2 separate regions of the Homo sapiens genome follow, and region 2 is linked to region 1. A link is a loop called in an ENCODE intact Hi-C map of the cell type or tissue named here. Cell type or tissue: Calu3. All regions are shown on one strand. Links, peaks and the distances in the headings refer to the core of each region. The heading gives the core; the rest is flanking DNA.

Region 1 (6,508 bases), core at 625-5,624:
TAGGACCATCCCCCTTCCTCACCCACATACCCTTGCTGTTGATTTCTGTGTATCTGTTGGTATTTGTACATAATACATACATAAAAGTTCTTGTCCCCTTCTGGAGAGGGGAATTGGGGAAGAAGCTGCCGAGGAGAAAAGTAGGGAAGATGGAAAAGCTGGCATACCTTCCACTCTCTAGCCTAGTGGTCATGGGGCCGATGGCCAAAGCAGATAAAAAACTCTTCATTGAGTCTCAGTAGTGAACTGCCTCAGGGCCCAGGGGCAGGTTGCTGGCAAAGGGGCTCTTCTCTCCTCTGCCCAGCATCCAGTACTTTTGTGGCACTGGAGAACTGCAGGCCTTGGGGACAGGCAGGAACTGTACCCTTGGCAGGAACCCTCACTACCTAAGGATGGGCAATGGCTTATGAGTGAGAAACACGGAGCCGTGGGAACTCAGAATGACATGCTACCTGGAGATTGTGGTAACGCCCTGTTTTTTTGTGGGCATATCTACGAGCCTCAAGGACATTGGAGACAGCCACCTAGCAAGAGCTGGGGGCCTGTGGGGGAAGCTGGGATCCTGCTGCTTTACATTCAGCAAATATTTAGAGAGTGTTGGGGAAGGTGGAGTTTGCTCTGTCATCTAGTGTGGTCAGGGTGGGCCTCTCATAGAAAGTGACTAACAAAGTAGCCCAACATGGGGTAGGCGTGCATTTCAGGAGGAGGAACCAGGTGGTTGCACATCAGGCTGTTCTGTGTGTCAAGAACTGCAGGCCATCCAGTGATGGTGGGGCAGTGAGTATGGGACAGGGATGCAGAGGAGGCCAGCGAAATAGTAGGAAACCAGAACCTTGAAGGTCCCAGACAGCACTGAGGTTTTCCTCTTGATGAAATGAGAGGGTTTTGAGCAAGGGAGTAACGTGGTTTGATGCGTGCAGATAAAGGCTTTTAAATCAGCAGCCATTGCAGGTTTGTTCACGGCAGTCTTTTATGGCGGTGCTATTATTATCCCCATCATAAAAGCAGGAAAGCTTTGTTTAAAGGATTTAAGAAATTTACCGAAGGTTAGCCAGAGTGGAATGGAAGTTGGGATTTGAACCCAACCTGGAGCCCTGCTTTTAATCACCAATGGATGCTCCCTCTCCATGGCTGAAAAAACTCGTCATGCTGCAAGAACCTTTTCCTTCAAGCCTAGTACTAGGTGTGACAACACCCTCCATACCTGCCAAGACCTTTCTGATCTCCCAGGGATTGACTTCACTCTGCAATCATCTTTCTTAGTGATTGGAGCACCCAACTGCTGGTGATCTCTCAGGCATGCAAATGACTTTGGCTTAAGGATCTTATCTCAATCTATAGGGAGATCCTCCTGGGATTCAGAGACCTAGTCCCATCGAGGCCTATACATCTATTTAATTAAAAACAAGTTCAAATCTTGAGGTTTGGGAAATTGCCTGCCTAGTAATGCAAATCTATAAATTCTACTTCCTGCTGCTTCCAGGCTGACTGTAAATACCCTGAAAAATCAGCCTCACTCGAAATGTTTTGGCCATTCCACTTCTGGCTCAATAGGTAGTAATAAGTAAAAATGAAAGTGGTGAGAGAAAAACTAGATGAAATTAAAACTAGCCCTTCACAGGGCTCAGCTCAGGGATGGTGGTTAAGGACTTCTGGCTTGTTCCTGTCATGTCTGACGTGGCTCTTTAATTCCTAAACCCGAGTCCTCAGGGTCTGTACAGCCACCTCTTCTTTCCCTGATGACTCACCTTCAGCTCTGAAGTTAGAAGAGACAGATGAGTCATCATCATTTCAGAAGCAACAACTGATGCAAAGAATCTCAGTTTTGCTATTAAACTAGGGCGGTTATTACATATTCTCAACCAAAAGCAAGCACTAAGCCCTGGCAGGGGCTATCCATGGAGTACTCACAGGACAAGGGTGCAGGATATTTGAGATTTGTGGTGTTCTAGGAAATCCAGTTGCATAGGAGCCACATATTCTGTGAATTTGAAGTCAGGGTCTTGGGCAGCCTGAATTCTCTAAAAGGTCTCGCTACCACTTAAGGACTGATACATTTCCTGAAAGATACATTGCCTTCCTGGTAATAGCCGCTGTAGTGATACAATAGTAACAATTACAGTACACCCCAAGGTACTACAATCCCCAAACCATCTGAGTTTGCCTGACAGTCCCTGGTATTCATTTGATGAAGTCAAGCTTTGAGATAAGCACACTTTCCAGAGCTGGTAGTGATACTGCCTGGATTCTACTTGGACTAGTGTGCCCAGCTAGTCTGTTGAGCAGTCCCAGGGAAGGCTGTCTGTGGAAAGGTAAACGAGATGCAGATGTGAGCCCCTCATTTCATTGCAGCATACATCTGCCAACCCAGTGAACACTGTCATCATCTTTTATCACAAAGACCCACCCTCCCACTCACCTCTTCCAACACTAACCTAGGGCTCTCTTTTAGACCTATTCAGAGATTCCTGGGCTACTCCACGATGGCTAATAGCCCATTGCTTGCTCTCAAGTTAGCTTTTAAGTCTTCATCCTGCCCACTGATGAACTTTTATTCCAATTGCTTAGCAGTGGCATTCTCAGGGCTCAATGGTCATAGACTCATGCTTTCTGCCATTCTGGTGACACAGCACACAAACACACATGTGCACACACCCCACAAACCATACATACACATCACACACAGAGGTTTCCAATAAACCAAATGTGTGAATCTTTTCCAGAGTGAGGGCAACTAGACCATACCAAAAGATAGAATTGTTTCATTATCTTCTTATTTTACTTGGATTCAACTCTTATTTCAGTAGAATTGTTTTATTTTTCCAGGGAGGGTTACTGTGAAAGGAACTTGATTCTCTCTGTGTCATTAGAAATGTATCTCTTTCACACCAAGCTCCATGGTTTTGCCTCTAGAAATGAGCTCCCGAGTCAGAAAGAAAGCTCATTTCTTTTTGGAATTTGATTCTTTCAGGCAGCAGATGCTGAGTGCCTACTGTGTGCAAGATCCCAGCTAGGTTGTTCAGGATATAAGAATAGATAGACTAAACTCTCTGCCTTCTGATAAACAAAACTTAAATGTCCTTGCTGGCAACATGAAAGACAAGTTACATATGTCTATATTTAACTCCTAAATAGATAACTTTGTGGATCCAATCTCAGTGAAATCCTTTGCCATAGATCTTTTGACAATTTGGGGCTCATTTCTGTGGGAATTTACAGTGTCATTGCAATGAAGGAAACTCTTTTCCATATTTTGTAAACTTTTGCAGAGTGCTGCCCTAGGGCAGAAGTGATTACAGCGAGCTCCTATTAATTAATTATGCCTATCTGAGTGCAGACGCAGAGCAGCCAGTGGGCTTGGAGCTGCGTCTGGCAGCCTGTGGAGGGCTGGGTGCCACAACAGGGCTATTGTTCTGCTCACCATTGCCTTTGGCTCCCTCTTGGCATTGGTTCCTAATTGCCTCCCAACTGGGTAGGTCTGAACCTGTTTTCTGAGCCTCCTTGGCAGGTATGTAACCAAATGTCCCCAGGCCTCACCAGCCTGCGGGAGCCAATTAGATGCCACTTTCACTGAGAGTTAGCTAGCTACTTGCTCCACCTGTGTGACTCCTGACCTTCACACCTCCCCTTTCTCAAAGTTTGTCTGCTTCTTTTGGGGGAGTCCACAGAATGTATCAAGTAGGCAGAGAATAAGTTTGCAGCTCTTGGATGTTCGTGGCTTGTCAACCATTTGAAACTGCCCCTCTTTCGGTATCCTGTGTCTCAATTCCCCTGCTCAGGGCCAAGTCTCTGGCTCAGCCCACCTGGCACAGGTGGCTGAGCTGCTGGCTGGGGCACCCATGAGCTTTCAGGTGCCCAAGCTATGCAGAACTCCCTGGGGACCTCAGGGATGTTGTTCAGTGGGCTGCGACTATGGCACAGCTCAAAAGAGAGCACTGCAACATCTCTCATGAAACTCTTTCCTGTGAGGCTTCTTTCATTCAGGGCTTGTCTTCCAGGGTCACGAAGCTAGCCCTTGGCCTCTGCCCCACCTGCAAAGCGCCACAGAGCTGTGTTCCCTGCATTCCTTCTTGTGCTGTGGTCCTGCCGCATTCCTCGCAGAACTGGGGAAAAGACCCTCACCCTACCCTGTGAAATTTCCTTATAGTTTGAGTCTCAAAGCTGCTCTGCTTGCACCTGAGGATCTAAAATTTTCTGTGCTGACAGCTCCTCAGTTTCTGGCTCTGGCTTTGCCCTCCTTAGGGGCTCACACCCTACTGGGCCTCCCTCCTTCGTCCTGCAACTCCCCCAATTCTCCCTTAGTGCCCATCTACTGTTCATTAAACTCCTCCTTGCTGCTCCAGCTAAAAATCAAGAGGATGCAGATCAACTGTGCAAATAAATACTTGGAGACTATGGATGGGTTTGGTTTCAACTGGCCCTGTTGCAAGAAAAGCACTGAGCTTCTAACATGCATATTCCTTTTTCTGGCTTTAGATGGAAAACAGCTTACAGTTTCTTGACAGCAAGGTCCTTAATTCCTTTCCTTAATTTCCCCACCCTGTTTCCTAAAAGGATAAAATGAGATAATGCGGTGAAAGTTATACCTAAATTGCAAATGGCCATGTCAGTGTAGTATAAGGTTAAAACCTTGCATGCGTCAATGCTCAGTAGGTACCAATACTGAATGACTAGTGGCCATGACATTTATTATTTTTCTAGTAATCCATTTAAAATATTTATTAAACATCTATTATGTGACAGTTTCTATTCTAGACATGGGAGATATAGGGATGAAAAAGAAAGAGATCCTAATGGGGAAAGATGAATGCTAAATAAACTAGTTAAAAACAATAAATAAGAAAATATCAGACTGTGACTAATGCTCTTCAGAGAATTGACTTAGAGTAATGTGATGGAGGGTGACTACGTGGTTCTGTTAGAGCAGGAAACCAGGTCAGGCCTCCCCGAGGCAGTGACAAGTCGAGATCAGATTGCAGGAGAAGTCATCCAAGCAAAGGTCAGAGGAAAGAGGACTCCAGGCAGAATAGCAGCTTGGGCAAGGAGCAGGGGTGAGCTTGGTGAGCTCTGATGATGGAGTCCAGGAAAAGGGGAGGCTTTTTCTGCTTTTTACATAATGGGAAGCAATTAGAATTTGAAACAGGGGAGTAACATAATCTGGTTTATGTTCAAAAAAGAGAACTTAGGCTGCTGTGGGAGGAAGGGGTTGAAGTGGCTCAAGAGAGGCAGCAGGAAGACCAGGCAGGAGTCTGATCTGGCAGGATGGTGATGGGGCCAGGGTGACCAGATCCAACTTGGAGAGCATAGACAGATTTGGGGTCTTTGGAGGTAGAGCTGACTGGACTCGTTGATTGATTGGATGTAGAGATCGAGGAAAGAGGAGGCTCCAAGCTTCCTGGGCGACAACTATGGAAACCAGAAGCCTCTTACCAGATTGGGATGCAGGTGGCCTGCATCAGGGTGGTGACCAAAGTGTTAGGAGAGTGGCTTATCCTACAGGAGGGGGAAGGGGCACTGGCACCTCTCTTTTTCTCTCTGACATGTGTGGGTACTGCAGGAAGATTGGAGAGAATCTGCTAGAGCAATCAGTTGGTTTCGGATACTTAAAAAGCAGCTTTTGAAAGCAAACCATAGCCAATTCCACAGGCTAGAAGTCAAATAACTTTAAAATAGCCCAAGGCAGGTATAGTGAATTAAAGTGGCTAAAAGTTCTGTTTACTGTCTGAAATATCCATGGCAGCGGTACAGAGAGTTCAGGAGCTGGGTTGGGCTTGGGGATTTCTGATAACAGTCTTCACACTGGAATTTAATTTGTTTTACTTAAAGGTAAGCCTGAGCACTATTTTCATGAAAACTGCCTGCTCAATCTATTCTTTAAGGACCTGAAAACCCAGACCCCAAAGGAATGTTCTGCTTTGCCAACATTCACTGTCCCGGTGTTTGCTGACTTCACAAACAGAACTTGATGAAAATATGAAAAGACCTGAGAAAGGGTGAATGTATGAGAGGAAGATCCTCTGGGAGCCCAAGGAATTTACAGATCCCTGAATTTTATCACTGTAGTTACTTTTAAATTAAAGACAATAACTGTTCCTTCCAGGTTCTCGTTGACAAATAAGAATGCCGATGTCACTCAAGCATATGATATGATAATCTTTCCCAGAACTGGGAGTATTCAGAACTAACCAGACATGGGAACTGTGTTTTTTCAATGTCTGAGACTTTCTCCTAATTCCATCTTAGTCACACGTAGTTACTCATTACCTTGAAGGGCATTAAGAGTTTATCCATGGCTGCTGTACATTTTGTGCTGCTTTGCTAAATCAGGAAAAAATGCAGACAGCTGAGTCATAGTTTTCAATTAGTTTTTCAATTTCACCAGGAACAAAGTTTTTCAATATCTTTATCAATTTTGTTGCTTTTCATATTACTCTGATTACATACTTTGCAGGATAATCCAGCCTTTTCCTGAAGTATATTAATAATGCATAATATAAATGGGGAGCTG
Region 2 (6,508 bases), core at 754-5,753, 170 kb after region 1:
CCATACTCTCTCTTAGACTGTAAGGTTGACAACAGGATTACTAATTTGTTATTGCCCTCAGGGCCTAACACAGTTCTTGGCCCATAATGTACTCTAAAATATTGACTGAATGAATGATAATCCAAGCTGAATTTGGTTGAAAATGGCCAAGCTGGCCGGGCGCGGTGGCTCACACCTGTAATCCTAGCAACTTTGGGAGGCCGAGGCGGGCAGAGCACCGAGGTCGGGAGTTTGAGACCAGCCTGACCAACAAAGAGAAACTTCGTCTCCACTAAAAATACAAAATTAGCCGGGTGTGGTGGCACATGTCTGTAATCCCAGCTACTCGGGAGGCTGAGGCAGGAGACGCACTTGAATCTGGGAGGCGGAGGCTGTGATGAGCTGAGATCACGCCATTGCACTCCAGCCTGGACAACAAGAGAGACTCCATCTCCAAAAAAAAAAAAAGAAAAGAAAACAAGAAAAAGAAAAAAAAAGAAAATAGCCAAGCTTCACTGGCAGTCAGGATCTCTGGGTTCTAGTCCTGGTTTTGTTACAAATAAGCTATGCGATGTCCTCACCTCTAAAATAAGTACTGGGAAAAGCTCATCTCTGGGTCCTTTTGGCCTAGTATACTACACTTCTTTTGTAATAACACATTATATACTGAACATTCCTTCAGATCACTTCATCCGAAACACTAGTATCACATCGCAGAATTCATTCAGGATAAAATTTCATGTTGTAGACACCAGAAACAGTTGGTGAGGGAGACCGACAGACTTCCACCCACTTTTCGTTGGACTATGCAACTAAGAACCTTAATATAGATTTTTTTTTAGATGGTACAAGTGAACAATTTAGTCTAGATTACCTATTATAACAAAGGATGATCAAGTGGCCATTCAGAATTTTCAAGAACACACAGCAGTGTGTTCCTCACAGACGAGCCTTCTCCACAGTAGGGTTGTAAAGTCCTAACTGTGGTTTCTTCTATACAGGAACTTACACCTAGAAACCACAGAGTAAATTCTGCATGCTGTAATAAGTCAGGCAGGAAGGGACTGAAAGTATGCAAATTTTTCTACCCACAGCCAATTATATGAGAAAGACAAAACAAATTTAGAGGACAAAAGAATATTCATTATTAGAATGTGTGAGTTTTCCAGATCACTGACATTTTAAACTAGATTGATTTCTCAAGTCAGCTTTCTTGACTTTGTAAATGCTTTAAAAAGCAATAAAACAGGTGGAAAAACTGACCTTAACAGAGGAGAAATTAAAAGCAAAAAAAGAAATGAGAGTTGGCAGATACTAGTTTATTTTGCCTGAAGTTAACATGCAACTTACTATTGCTAAAGGCCTACTCTGTTCAGAGAATGACTTTTTAAACCTCACATAAAAGCAATTCTGAAGTTCTATCAATGATTTTTTAAAAAGATACACTCTTTAACATTCATTAGAAAAACATTAGTGCAAGTGTGTGCCATACTTAGAAAAACAAAGATTTTAAGGTAGGATGGTGAAGCACTAAGTAAAAGTCAGAAGATCCAGCTTTTCAAGCTGTGAGAATTTAAACAAATCACTCAATGTTTCTGGATTTTAATTATTTAGGAGTAAATTAAAGGGGTTGAACCCGATAATCTCTAATGTCCTTTCCAACACTAAAATGCAAAAGCTTCTTTTAAATAAGTGGTTCCCAAACTGTTCCAAGAACACAATTAGTAAATATTCTAAAACTAAATTATTCCATGATCAAGTAATTCTAGGAAAACAAATCATGAAGTCAGACAAATATCTCCACTGTAGGACTTCTTGAAGACTTTTTACTGCTAATTTACACTTTTACTCTCCTGGACAATACTACATAGTATGTAGTGTTTCCGAAGTTTCTTTGTAAAATGAGTATTTTAATTCCTTGAACACTTTCAACCTTTAATAGAATCCGTGTATCTTAGTAAGCACAATTAAGGAAAGCAGCTTTGAACAATAAACTTCTGAATTTAAAATCAGATGCTGAAGGCCGGGCGCAGTGGCTCACGCCTGTAATCCCAGCACTTTGGGAGGCCGAGGCGGGCAGATCACGCGGTCAGGAGATCGAGACCATCCTGGCTAACACGGTGAAACCCCGTCTCTACTAAAAATACAAAAAATTAGCCGGGCGTGGTGGCGGGCGCCTGCAGTCCTAGCTACTTGGGAGGCTGAGGCAGGAGAATGGCGTGAACCCGGGAGGCGGAGCTTGCAGTGAGCTGAGATCGCGCCACTGCACTCCAGCCTGGGTGACACAGCGAGACTCCGTCTCAAAAAAAAAAAAAAAAAAAAAAATCAGATGCTGAAAGAAGGAAAATGCTCACATAATAGTCGAGGGCATCTATTTCAGAAACTGTAATAACATCTCCATAGTGTTTACATATCATAAAGCACTTTATCTTACATTAACTCTTTTGACCCTTAACCCTGAGAAGCAAGGACAAATATAATAATCCTCACAAGTCTTTCTCATCACAAGGATTTTCGGCTAGTGAACAGAATGATCACAATTTTCTTCCACGATTATAACCGTAGGCTTTCCTTGACCCTTCCTCCAAAATCCTCTTTTGTATACAAACTGACCTGTTAGGAGACACCCCAAGGAAGGAGGGAAGCATCCAGAGTACCTGTGCCAGGTAATGTGCCACGTGCTGTCACCCAGATGATGTCATGTAATCATCTCAATAACACTGAGTAACTATTACCCCTGGTTTTGCTGCCAAGGAAATTAAGACCCAGAAAGTTTAAGAAATGTCCCTTCGAGTGATAAGAGCTGGGATCCACACCAATGTCCAACTTTTTTTCTTTAAAAGCAACCTGTGTTTTGAAATGGTTTGATAGTGAAATTTTTTTAAATGGACGTTGGCCATGTGGTTCAGTTGAAAAAAATTAACACTTTATTTTGGTTTGTGTTTCATGGTTTGTGGAATCTGTTTGAAATATGATTTGATTTACACAAATATTACAACAGTAGTTAGAGGGAGGTGTAATTTATACAAGAACTTCATCTTAATAATTACAACCACCTCAGTTCTTACTAGGTGCCAGACAGACCCATATGTACTATCTCATTTAATCCTCCAAACAACTCCACAAGGAAGGATCCCAGGACTATTCTACCTTCAAGGCTTTTACCTCAGAACTTCCTCTCTGAAGCAGCCTGTTTCACCTCTCTCTCCCAGGGACTTTTCTTTTTATCTTTTTTTTTTTTTTTTTTTTTTTTTTTTTGAGATGAAGGAAGTCTCACTCTGTTGCCTAGGCTGGAGTACAGTGGCACCATCTCAGCTCACTGCAACCTCCGCCTCCCGGGTTCAAGCAATTCTCCTGCCTCAGCCTCCTGAGTGGCTGGGATACAGGCAGGCGCCACCAAGCCCGGCTGATTTTTGTATTTTTAGTAGAGACGGGGTTTCACCATGTTGGTCAGGCTGGTCTCGAACTCCTGACCTCGTAATCCGCCCACCTCGGACTCCCAAAGTGCTGGGATTACAGGCGTGAGCCACCGCGCCCAGCCGTAGGGAATGTCTACCTGCGCATGCACGTGGCACTCTCTGACCGAGGTCCGGGGACTTTCCCCTAGGCGGAAGGATCTTATCAGAATCTCCATGCCCCACCCTATACCAAAAGCTCATTGTCTTTCTTGATTTCACGTTTCCTTAGCCTTTGGAACAGTGCTCTCAATTTTCAGAGCATACTCATCTTACCAATGTCAAACCCTATATAAACCCATTATCCAGATGCTTTCCCTTACTTATTGCTCGTGGAGGGTCAGGATACCATGCCAACTCGTACCTCTGAACTCCCATGGCTCCTTACTACTGCTTGAGTCATCCTTGCACTCATTTCTGTTTGAATGCTCACCAAATTCCCAAGAGCATTATTCCAAATCTTTTGTCATACTCCTTAAACTGAAAATCCCATCTTTTTTATTTTATAGAATCTGAACAGACAACCTCGCCTCCTTACTGAATCCTAAGCTTTCATAAAAAGGTGAGCTTCACTGGCCTTCCTGCCTTCTCTAGCATAACCCATTTTCTCCTTCCTGTAATCACTGTCAGGAAGACTTCTGAGGAGCCCTTTCCTGTAAGACTAATCCTGCCTCAACCTTTCATAAAAGTAAGCCCTATTTCCAAATATTCCCTCTTTTTTCTAGCACCTTGCTTTACCTACAAACACAGATGCTGAAATAATCTTGTCTCTAGGCTGTCACTTGAAATTTTCAGGAAAAAAACTCTCTTTGGCGTCTGACTTTCCTAAAGACACACCCTCTTCATTCATTCACTCTTTAAACCCTTTGGAATGTGCTTCCCTCACCCCTGCCTCCACCCTCCTTTCCCGCCCCACTACACACACAGGACTCCACTGAGACTTCTGTTTTAAAAGTTTACAAAGACCTCCCAATGGGTATTTCCAATGGCCCTTTACTAGGCTTTTGTCTTTCTTGACCTCTTGGCAACATTTAATGGAGCTGACCACCTCTTCTTAAAACTTTGTTCTCCTTGGCTTCTGTGACACTCTCCGGATTCTCTCAGTTTTGTGCCACTTCTTTCCTCCTACTTTGCCTAAGGCTCCCCCCTACTCCTGCCCAATATAGAATCTGTGCTCCCCGAAGTCTGTCCCATCTCTTGTCTTGACACATTCTCTCCTCGGAGTGCTTTAATCCATTCCCAATGCTCCACCTATTAAATCTGAGAAGTTTCTGTGCTTCTTCCCCAGAGCTCCGGTTCTCTAACTGCTTGCTAGAAATTTCTGCCTGGGATGGCAAGTGGGAAGAATAATGTGTAATTCATGTGGACAAGTTAAAATGGCCAAACCAAACTCACTGCCTTTCCCCCAGAAACTCTTATTTTGGTAGGCTGAATACTCTAAACCACTCACCACTATATCTGCCCATCTTCCATATTCCTTTGAGGTGGGAGATGTTTTAATATAACCAATGTACTTGTTAGACTATAGATATTAAAGGTGACTGTATAATTATGAATGACGTATATTACCAAGAATGAAATTTGCCATATAACAATGTGTTTGAGAAGATCCAGGACAAACACGAAAATCCATGCAGACATGTGAGGCAGCTTCTACTCTGACTTCAAGGTAATCTCAAGGGAGTGGTAAAGAAATGCTTACAACCATCTCCCCAACCAAAATAACTTCTTAAAGTGGTTTTCACTAGGGGTGTGTGATTAGCCATTTAGGCTGGACGATTCTTCCTTATGAGAAACTGAGCTGGACACTGCAGGATATTAAGTATCCCTGGTGTCTGGACACCAGTATCAGAATTCAACAATCCCTCTCCAATTTATTTTAATAGCAAAATAATAACAGTAATAATAATAATGATGATGATGATGTGGAAAATCCTTGTAATAGAAAGGCTGGGTTTTTCCTCATCACTGAGCCCCAGAGCAAAAAAGGTTGCAGTAACTTTTCATTTTCCCAATCATTTACGACTAGAAGCCTACGATGGTCTATTCCCGAGACCTTCCCCTCCCCATCCAGCCAGTCACCAGCCAAATCTTGTCAATTCTTTCTACACAATATCTTGAATCCATTCTATTTAATACATTCACACTGCCACATTTTACATCTTTATTTCAACTGAGACAATACCTTCTAAACTCAGGCTCTGCTCTCACCCATTTTAGCAAGCTTGCTCCTATTGACCTCTGTTCTTCAAACTCTACCCTGCAGTCAACCTAACCTGAACTACCCACTACTTCCCTGATAAAGCCCATGTTTTCTATCTTCAAATCTTTGCTGAATCAATGTTCTTTTTACCTGAAATGTCGCCTTCCATGATGCAACCAATTATCCTGTCTCCTGAGTTAGAAATTTTGTTCAAGTTCTTCTCCCTCTCCTTCCAAATGCAGTCACGAGAACTTTTGGAGGACACAGATCCCTCTGACAAATGGATGAAAGCTATGAATCTCTACCAAAGAAACAGCCAATGTATGCACATTTTGCATACAATTTTAAGGGCTTCCTGTATTTCAGTATCTATAAAATTTGGTCACTCCTCCTGCCTACAATTTAACTGACTTCTTTTGGGTCCTCACTAGCTCTCAGCAGTTTTAACAACTAGCTAGCTGGTTTCCCTGCCCAGTTTCTCCCCTAATGTGCACCAGTATTATCTCCTGCATGCCACCAGTTTACTTCGCAAAGATTCCTGTATGCTTTTTTTTTTTTTAAATCACTTACACCTACAACTCAATTAATTATAACTCAATGTTTCTGAGCCCCTCTTAAACTTTCAGTTTAAACAAAAGAACTATTCACTGTCTTAGAATTGGTCTGATACATTTAACATATAAAACTGAGAATACAAAATAGAGCCAAAGTACTTTCTAGAATATCTGAATTGGCAGGGTTGGGTTGATCACAAATGGTCTTCCAAAAAGGATTTATAGGCAGTTCTCCAAAGAGGAGAGAGACAAAGAGATTTTGTCTTAGAACAGAGAAAGAAAATGCTGGACGATAGGACCGATAACTAAGAAAAAAA

Evidence for each region. Hi-C counts contacts between places; a loop is a spot of excess contacts. Peaks named below come from ENCODE experiments on the same cell type or tissue, not always from the same donor. Only the 100,000 strongest peaks of a DNase experiment are listed, where the experiment ranks them.
Region 2: it touches region 1 in a loop (2.1-fold over the local background); 4 of 110 quality-filtered maps call a loop at or near these places.

What each region holds. Positions count from the first base shown.
Region 1 is chr2:160,222,519-160,229,026 of GRCh38, forward strand. No RefSeq gene overlaps it. Among named protein-coding and RNA genes, the nearest start is that of ITGB6, 26 kb to the left of the region's middle. RefSeq lists enhancers at 1,441-1,610, 4,737-5,272. In Calu3, for the core only: no CTCF peak of the experiment used is centred there; DNase peaks (open chromatin) are centred at 1,713, 3,443 and 4,994.
Region 2 is chr2:160,393,343-160,399,850 of GRCh38, forward strand. The region is part of intron 1 of RBMS1 (RNA binding motif single stranded interacting protein 1); the gene reads right to left. Among named protein-coding and RNA genes, the nearest start is that of MIR4785, 11 kb to the right of the region's middle. In Calu3, for the core only: no CTCF peak of the experiment used is centred there; DNase peaks (open chromatin) are centred at 3,549 and 4,339.